Regions from separate parts of the Homo sapiens genome. Here region 1 is linked to region 2. A link is an interaction called in ENCODE POLR2A ChIA-PET data of the cell type or tissue named here. Cell type or tissue: OCI-LY7. All regions are shown on one strand. Links, peaks and the distances in the headings refer to the core of each region. The heading gives the core; the rest is flanking DNA.

Region 1 (4,411 bases), core at 143-4,142, 110 kb before region 2:
CTGTTGTTCCTTGAACATGCCAGGCATACTTTTACACCAGGGCCTTTGAACTTGCTCTTCCATTAGCCTGGAATTCTCTTCCCTAAATATGCATATGGCTTATTTACTCCCCAATCTTAGAATTTTTCTGAATGGGACCTTTCTAACAGGATGAATGACAATCTATCCCCTTGTCCTTCTTCCAACACTACCCATCTCTCCTTTCCCTTTCTGCATAATGCATATCACCATCTCACATACTATAAATTGTATTTATGTTATTTGTTATCTTGCTAGAATGTAAGCTCCATGAAGGCAAGAATTTTTCTGTGCTAAACTTGCTGCTGTACCTCAACTGCCTAGAACAGTGCCTACTACATAGTAGGTGCTCAAAATGAATTATTAAAGGAATAAAAAGTAGAACTCCTCAAAGTGCATTATGTGAACCATTGGTAGTACTCAGGATAACTTTAGGTGGCATATGGACTAGTATTTTTATAATCACAGATTTAATAACATGTTTAAAAATTTGAACAATATCAAAAATGATTTTATGAATATAATTACTTAGCATGAGATTGTTTTTTAAAAGTGAGTAGATTTTAAAATGATTTAAATAAAAATATTAGGTAAATAGTAAAGAAAAATATTAGGTAAATAGAAATATAATCTCCACACAGACATGACAGGGATCTGCAAAAGACTGACATTCGACTTCTACTAGAATAATGATAAGTCATTTGATTATGTTGGTATCGTGATTTTTTCTAAAATTGTAGCCTCTACATTAAAAGTAACAGTATTTTGTTCTCAATATATCTGGGACGTGTCAGTGTGGCATTTCTATCTATTCAATATGCACAGGAACCCCAAAGGTTCAGAATCTATTTCAATTTGGTGTTCTGTACAAGTCTAATATATGCTTCATGATGAAAATAATAAATGGCAATAATAATAGCTAACATTTATTGAGCATTTATGGCTAAGCATTTTAGATTCATTATTGCATTCATTCCTTGCAATCTTATGAAGTCTAAAAATCCAAAATACTCCAAAATCTGAAACTTTTTGAGCACCAACATGATGCCACAAGTGGACAATTTCATACCTGACCTCATGTGACAGGTCACAGTCAAAATGCACAAAATTATTAAACGTCTTGTATAAAATTACCTTCAGGCTATGTGTAAAAGGTGTATGTGAAACATAAAGGAATTTTGCATTTATATGTGTTTCATCCCCAAGATATCTCATTATGTATATGCAAATATTACAAAATCTGAAAAAATTCAAAAACCAAAACACTTCAGGTCCCAAGTATTTCAGATAAGGAATACTCAACCTGTGTTAAAAATCTCACTTTACAAATGAGAGAACTAAGGAACAGAAAGTTCTATGAATTTGTTCAAGTTATCACAACTAACAAGTGAGTTAGAATTCAAAGCCAGACAGTCTGACTTCAGAGCACAGTTTTTTATTTTGATTTTTTGTAGAAACGGAGACTTGCTATTTTGTCCAAGCTGGTCTCAAACTCCTGACCTCTAGTGATCCTCCTGCTTTGGCCTCCTAAAGTGCTGGGATTACAAGCATGAACCACTATGCCCAGCCAGAGCCCAGCCTTTTAACGGTAATGTTTTTGCTTTTCAAACAGTGATGTTTATAATTTTTATTTATTGATTTTTAATATATAGGAAAAATCCAACTTAATTCTCTGTTTTTTAAGAAAATCTCTCGGCCCACATTATAAATGAATAGGAAATTAACCTATCTCCTCCTCCCCTTCTCTCCCCTTTATTACTCATTTTTGATTGGTTATATTTGTTTCTTCTATTATTTTACTTTATATGTGTGCATGTACTGGTATCCTGTTGCTTGATTTAGCAAACTTAATATCTTTGCATCACCTGCTATGAAAACAGAGAAGATCTGATACTTACACTGCTGCCCGCCTTCTCACTTCCTCTACCATCTGGTGCTTTTAGTTATCATTTTTCTACAATGCCTTTCTTTATAAATTTTATGAGTTCCGTAACCATAATTGCCACTGCTGTATTAGTTTTATTCCTGTCAATCTTTATGCTCTGGTTCTGTATTCATCTTTTGGACAGCTAAATTTTGTCGTTTAGTGTTTTTTCAAGATCTTACAGGAACTGTATTCAAGACTGTTATGTACATCTGTGCAGGCTGTACACTGCCCATATCCAGGGAGCACCATTCATTCATATTAGAGTCTATGCAAAAAGTGGCCTTATGTGGCAGCCATGAATATATCCTTTAAGTTCTGTTATTTGAAAATATTTGTCAGTTGCTTATTTACTTTTACACAGTTTAGCTGGATGCAAAACTATTGAGTCATTTTCCACCCCAAGGACTCTATAATCGTCGTACTATTCATTGTTCTAGTGTTATCTAGAATTGAGTAATACCATAAAGAAGTGCGAAGCCAGTCTGTGTGCCAGACTTGATCTTTATGAATTCTTGAAAGTTAGAGGATCAGAGTTCTGCCATCCTGATAGGTGAGAAATACAGTAGTCCCAACTTATCCACAAGGGATACAATCAAAGACTCCCAGTGAATGCAAGAGTACCAAACCCTGTATCTATTGTGTTTTTCCTCTACATACCCAGGATAAAGTTTAATTTATGAATTAGGCACTGTAAGAGAGTAATAAAAATAACTAATAATAAAATAAAACAATTATAACAATATACTGTAATAAAAGTTATGTAAATGTACTCTTTCAAAATATCTTATTGTATTGTACCACAGATAATGGAAACCATGGAAAGCAAAACCACAGATAAGGGGGACTACTGTAATATTTTATTGTAGCATTAATGGACACTTCTTTTATTATTCCTTTTGGTATTTTACATATATAATTAAATATAATATAATTATATAGTATTTAATTATATAGTATAATATATTACTATATAATATAATTATTGATATATAATATGATTATATTATATATTTATATATTAATTATATGCTATATAATTAATATATAATATATAATTAGTACATTAATATATAAGTATTAATATATAATGTAATTATTATGTTATATATTATATATTATAAATTAATTATAATATATAATATAATTATATATTAGTTATAATTATTATATGTTATATATTAATTATATAACTAATATATAATTATGTTATGTAATAATTACTTTATATATTAATAATAGAATTGTGCATTTATAATTATTAATTATATATTGACATATACATAATATATAACTATTACAATACAAATTTGTGTGATTTTATATTAATACTATAGTGTATAATATTTTATGCATTTGCTTATTATTATAAGCAAAGTTCAGCATCTTTTCGTGTGTTAAGGTCCTTTTAATTTATTTTTCTATGAACTGGCTGTTCCTGTCCTTGGTTCATTTTTCTATTGGTTTGTAGGTCTGTCTCCTGGTGATTTCTAGCAGTCCTTTACATATTAGATTAGCCCCTTGCAGCTCAAGGCCTGCTTCGTCCAGGAAACTTCCCATGAGTTATATACTAAGATGGAATAATAGTTCCAGCAAAGTAGCAGACAGAGAAGGGGTTTGACATGGGGAACCCTGTCTCTAAAAAAATTTAAAAGTATGAAAAAAATGAGACTCTAGCACATAAAAAGAAAGAAAGGCTGGGTACTGTGGCTCACACCTGTAATCCCAGCACTTTGAGAGGCCGAGATGGGTGGATCTCTTGAGGCCAGGAGTTCAAGACCAAGCTGGGCAACATGGCAAAACCTTATCTCTACTAAAAATACAAAAATTAACAAGGCCTGGTGGTGCACGCCTGTAGTCCCAGCTACTCGGGAGGCTGTGTCAGCTGAAACCCAGGAAGCAGAGGTTGCAGTAAGCCGAGATTGCACCACTGCACTCCAGCCTGGGCAAACAGTGAGACTGTCTCAAATTAAAAAAAAAAAAAAAAAGAGAGAGAGAGTGAGACATAAACCATGGAGTTAGTGTATGTGCCCCCAGAGAAGTCAGGGGGCATGCTATGACTTCAAAATGAGATTGAGGCTAGAAGTCAGGAAGACAATAGATGTCAGGTACTGGTAGAAGGAAAAGAATGGTAGAAAGAGATCAAAGAATTTGTTGAGAGTGCTAAATAAAAAAATTGGAGGCCAGGCATGGTGGCTCACACCTGTAATCCCAACATTTTGGGAGGCCAAAATGGGTGGATCATCTGAGGTCAGGAGTTCAAGACTAGCCTGACCGGCATGGTGAAACCCTGTCTCTACTAAAAATACAAAAATTAGCCAGGCATAGTGGCACACGCCTGTAGTCCCAGCTACTCTGAAAGGCTGAGGCAGGAGAATCACTTGAACCTGGGAGGCGGAGGTTGCAGTGAGCCAAGATAGCGCCACTGCACTCCAGCCTAGATGACAAGAGCGAAACTCCCATCTCAAA
Region 2 (4,411 bases), core at 276-4,275:
TAATTTGGAACCACCGTTTAATCATGTCCACCTTTTTTGGCTTTAGCAGATAGTTTGACTCATTATATTCTTCCAATGTAATAGAACTAGAACCAACGGATATCTGAATGCCTTTTAGATACTTGGCACTTCTGTCAAGATGGGCTTGTTATGCTGTGGTTAACAAAGAACTCTGACACCTCAGTGTTAAAACAACTATGGTTTATTTCTTGTTCATAGGGGCTCTGCTCATTTTAGTCATTCAGGGACACAGGCCAACAGCAGCCACCATCTCCAGTGTTACTGATCTTCTGTTGTGCCAGAAGATGAAAGACTACAGCATAGCACATACTGGTCTTAAAATGTTAGATCCGGAAGTAATGCTTATCACATCTGCTCATATTTCATTAAAGCAAATCATCTGGCCACACCTAACTTCAAAAGGCTGAGAAAGTATATGACAACTATGTGCCCACAAGGAGAGCCATGATGACTACTACAGTACTATTTTATAATTTATAGGATTGTTATAGAATTCTAAACAGTGTCATTCCTGCCATGTAGAATTTGTAACCAAACTCAAGATGAGAAAGTAGATAATGTTCATAAGATACTAAAGGAGTGTATTTGCACTTAAAAATAAAAAAAGCTTTTTAAGAAGCTCCAAGTAGATCATGGATAGTTATGTTTAAATCTCCATTGATATTCAGGTGATCCTTAAGTGATACCTTTTTTATTAAACTGCATTCTTAATGCTTCCCAAGTAGCTTATATGCCATAATTTGTGGATTTACTTTTAACATTTTCCCCATGCTACCATTAGTTACTATATAGAGACTTACAAAGATTAAATCTGATATTTAAGCCTTGAAAATAATTTTCTAATGTTAGGATTACCAAACCCAGATATACTAAATTGAATGTATGCATAGTCTAATACTGTTTGAGTAGTTCAAGTCTTTATTCTATAACTGACTTTGAGAATTTTAAGTTACACTAACTATAGGACCTCTTCCATGCCAGTGTTTGAGATGTAAGGACACTTCAAGTGTTTGTTGCCCTTGTCCGGTAAGTACGGACTACAATTCCTCATTGCATGCAGAGAAGCCTGGTTTGGTCACAAGTAAAGTCTATCATGGAATAATAAGACTAAGCCTTAAAATAATAAAAGAAAATCCTTTAATGAAAACTGCAGATGTAGTTGAAGGTAAGCATAAGTAATTTGGTCTTGAACATGATTGAAGGGGAAGTGGGGAGGGAATGGCTTCAAACAACTAGAAAAGATCTCCCAAAATGGTTACCAATGTAAAAGTATATATTTGCATTTGGGGCTGACCTTTTTATTATTATTTCCCTTCTCTGTGCCTCCCTTTCCCTTTGCCTTCTCTTCTGCCTTTCTACCAGTGCCATTTAGTATAATGCAGGAAAGGACATTGGACTTGGAGTTAGAAACCTTGTGTTTTGCACTTGCTGCCTGTGACCTTGGATAAATCACTTAACCTCTCTGAGCCTGTTTTCTCTTCTGGAAAAAACCTACTTCATCTACTTGTTCTTCCAGGTTTCTCTCTCCCCTCTCCCTCATTTGTTGTGAGGATCAAGTCTGAGAAGATAGCATTAGTAGAAATTGACAGTACAATTGAAAGTACAGAGATGATAAATTATATATCAGATAAGGTAAATTTTTACTGCTAAATTTCTTTTATACTCTGAACAAATGCTAGTTAAAGCCAAAAAATGTCATTTTAGTAAGTTTTTCGTAGGCTATACCAATAAATTATGTAAGTTATATTTTTTAAATTTATAATATGTCTTAAAATTTATTTAAAATCAGAGCTTTGGAAATGTATTTCCTGGCAAAGAACTAAGCAAGTCTGGAAGAGAATCATTTACAAATGAATCTAATTCCATTGTATGGTACCCAGACAGATAATTCTAAGGTTTCTGTTAACATTCTCCAAAGAGCATGAACATAATTTCAAGCTCCCCAGTTAGGAAAACTTCTGCCTTTCATCTCTAATTTACACCCTCTTCTGGTTTTTTCTTTCAGGTTTACTGAAAGGCCAAATAATAAAACTTTTCATTAAATATTTTTTATTGTCTTGTCTAAAATAAGTGAAAAAAGAGGGGTTTTAGATTTAATTTAACTTCTGTTTTTTAAAATACCTTGTACATGCAGGGAATTCTTCTCCACTCCTAAAAATACACTAGAAATATTCTTATTGGGATTTAGGAAAATAAGGCAGCTTGAGAGAACATTGGTTTAGGGGTCACTAGTTTATAACTGGACAATTTTAGGCTTCGGTTTTCCTCATGTCTAAAATGAGATTTAACTAGGTGGTCTGTCACATTTCTTATATTCTGATTTTTGTCCAAAGAGAGTCCCTAAAATGAGGTAAAAGTAAACCAGATTTCATATTACCAGTTAGATTGACTTTGCAAAATCTTCTCAATTTTGCAAAGTTTATGATATGTTTTATCTTTAGGAGTTTCTTTAAATGTTTTTAACTCCCTATAAAAATCAGTTCACTTGTCTTTTAATAACAACAAACTTGTGTCAGGCACTGTGCAAAAACTACATGTGTCATCTCATTTAATCCATTCTTAATTCCACCGAACAGATAAACAAGTCTATGGAGTTACAAACAACTTATCCAAGGTCTCAAGCCATTATTGTTTGAGACTTCAACGTGCCTATCTCAGTAAGTGGTAGAACAAGTAGACAAAAATCAGCAAGGATATTGTAGAAGATCTGACTACTGTCACCAACCAACAGTATAAGAAAAGAAAATAGGTCACTATGTGTACATGAACATGTATCACTAAATACTTTCAGTGCTTGAAGTTAATACAAGTCAGTGAAGGTAGAACTGAATCTTAGTCATCTTTGCATTATTAATATTGGTTAAAGTACCTAAAACAAAGTGGAATACTTCCTTTTTATTTTATTGAACTAAATTTTTTTCTTATAAACTTGCCATTTTATTGTTTATATCATTGTACTTTCCATATTGTTTTAATTGGGGTTTTCTTCCCTCTTGCCTTTATTCCCAGCATTTTTTTTAATTTTTTTTTTTTTTGAGACAGGGTCTCACTCTGTCGCCCAGGCTGGAGTGCAGTAGAGCAATCTCAGCTCATTGCAACCTCCGCCTCCCAGGCTCAAGTGATCCCCAGTAGCTGGGACGGTAAGTGCACACCACCACGCCTGGCTAGTTTTTTGTATTTTTGGTAGAGACGGGGTTTTACTATGTTGCCCAGGCTGGTCTTGAACTTCTGAGCTGAAGCTGAGCTCAAGCAGTCCACCCACCTCGGCCTCCCAAAGTGCTGGGATTACAGGCATAAGTCACCACAACTGGCCAAACAGCTTTTTATGTAAGGACCCAGTCAACCTCAAGTTGTTTGGCACTTTTGTTTGAAGTACAGTAGATGCTACTTGATTGAAGGCATTAAATGTTTATATGAATACTGATAATGAAACTAAAATCACATAAATGAAGGTGTTTGAAGTATTGTCATAGTAATCCCTAAAGTGAGACAAACAGTATTCTTGCCTTAAAATAGCTACAAGGAGGCCACTTGAACCCTAGAAAGGAAAGCTATTAGTTTTATATTATGCATTTAGGAATACATTGCATTCTTAAATTATTACTTAAAATGTTGAATTAATGTTGTGTACATGAAACATTCTTACTGGGATTTAGTTGATACTCATTAGTCTTTGAAGATAGAATACTAGAATTGATTAATAGAACTAATGGCAATTCCATATTTACTGTAACACCTTAATACAGTATTTTATGTGTTTCTATAAAATGAAAGGAGCTTTTGAATATTCTGTCTAGACTATTCCAAGGGGAAAGGGACCTTATTTTGTATAAAATTATTAATACAACCCCTTCATTCATTCTTATATATCATGAAACGTGAGATGATTTAGGGTTTTTGTTTGTTTTTGTTTTTGTTTTTTTTGAGACGGAGTTTCGCTCTTATTGCCCAGGCTGGAGTGCAGTAGTGTGATCTCTGCTGACCTCAACCTCCGCCTCCCGGGTTCGAGCGATTCTTCTGTCTCAGCCTCCCAAAATGATGTGTTTTTAGGGGAAAATAGTGTGATGAAAGGAGTGTGGACTTAAGACAACTTGGGCTAAGCACTTAATAACAGGCATTGTAGTAAGCATTTTTAATACATTATTTCATTTAATCTTTGCAAAAAACAAACGAAGGAAGTATCTTTAATCATAGTTTGCCCTAACGTTGAAACAGCAGGTTCCGAGTCCTGCAGATAGTCAGTTTTTTGCTGCTTATATTGTTTCCCTTGAACTGGACCTTAATGGATTCATACATGATAGCTATAATAATGAGTTGTGCCTATGTTTGTATTATTCTTAAGTTCGTGGAGCCTTTCACACATACAGTTTTATCTTTTCCAAATGGCCAT

The links. Peaks named below come from ENCODE experiments on the same cell type or tissue, not always from the same donor. Only the 100,000 strongest peaks of a DNase experiment are listed, where the experiment ranks them.
Region 1: POLR2A ChIA-PET joins it to region 2 with 10 read pairs; 1 of 35 experiments calls an interaction of 5 or more read pairs at or near these places.

The regions. Positions count from the first base shown.
Region 1 is chr18:51,299,078-51,303,488 of GRCh38, reverse strand. No RefSeq gene overlaps it. Among named protein-coding and RNA genes, the nearest start is that of LINC01630, 91 kb to the left of the region's middle. In OCI-LY7, for the core only: no CTCF peak of the experiment used is centred there; no DNase peak of the experiment used is centred there; H3K27ac peaks cover 616 bases.
Region 2 is chr18:51,187,243-51,191,653 of GRCh38, reverse strand. All of the region lies in intron 1 of MEX3C (mex-3 RNA binding family member C), which reads left to right. Among named protein-coding and RNA genes, the nearest start is that of MEX3C, 8.2 kb to the left of the region's middle. In OCI-LY7, for the core only: no CTCF peak of the experiment used is centred there; a DNase peak (open chromatin) is centred at 353; H3K4me3 peaks cover 435 bases; H3K27ac peaks cover 493 bases.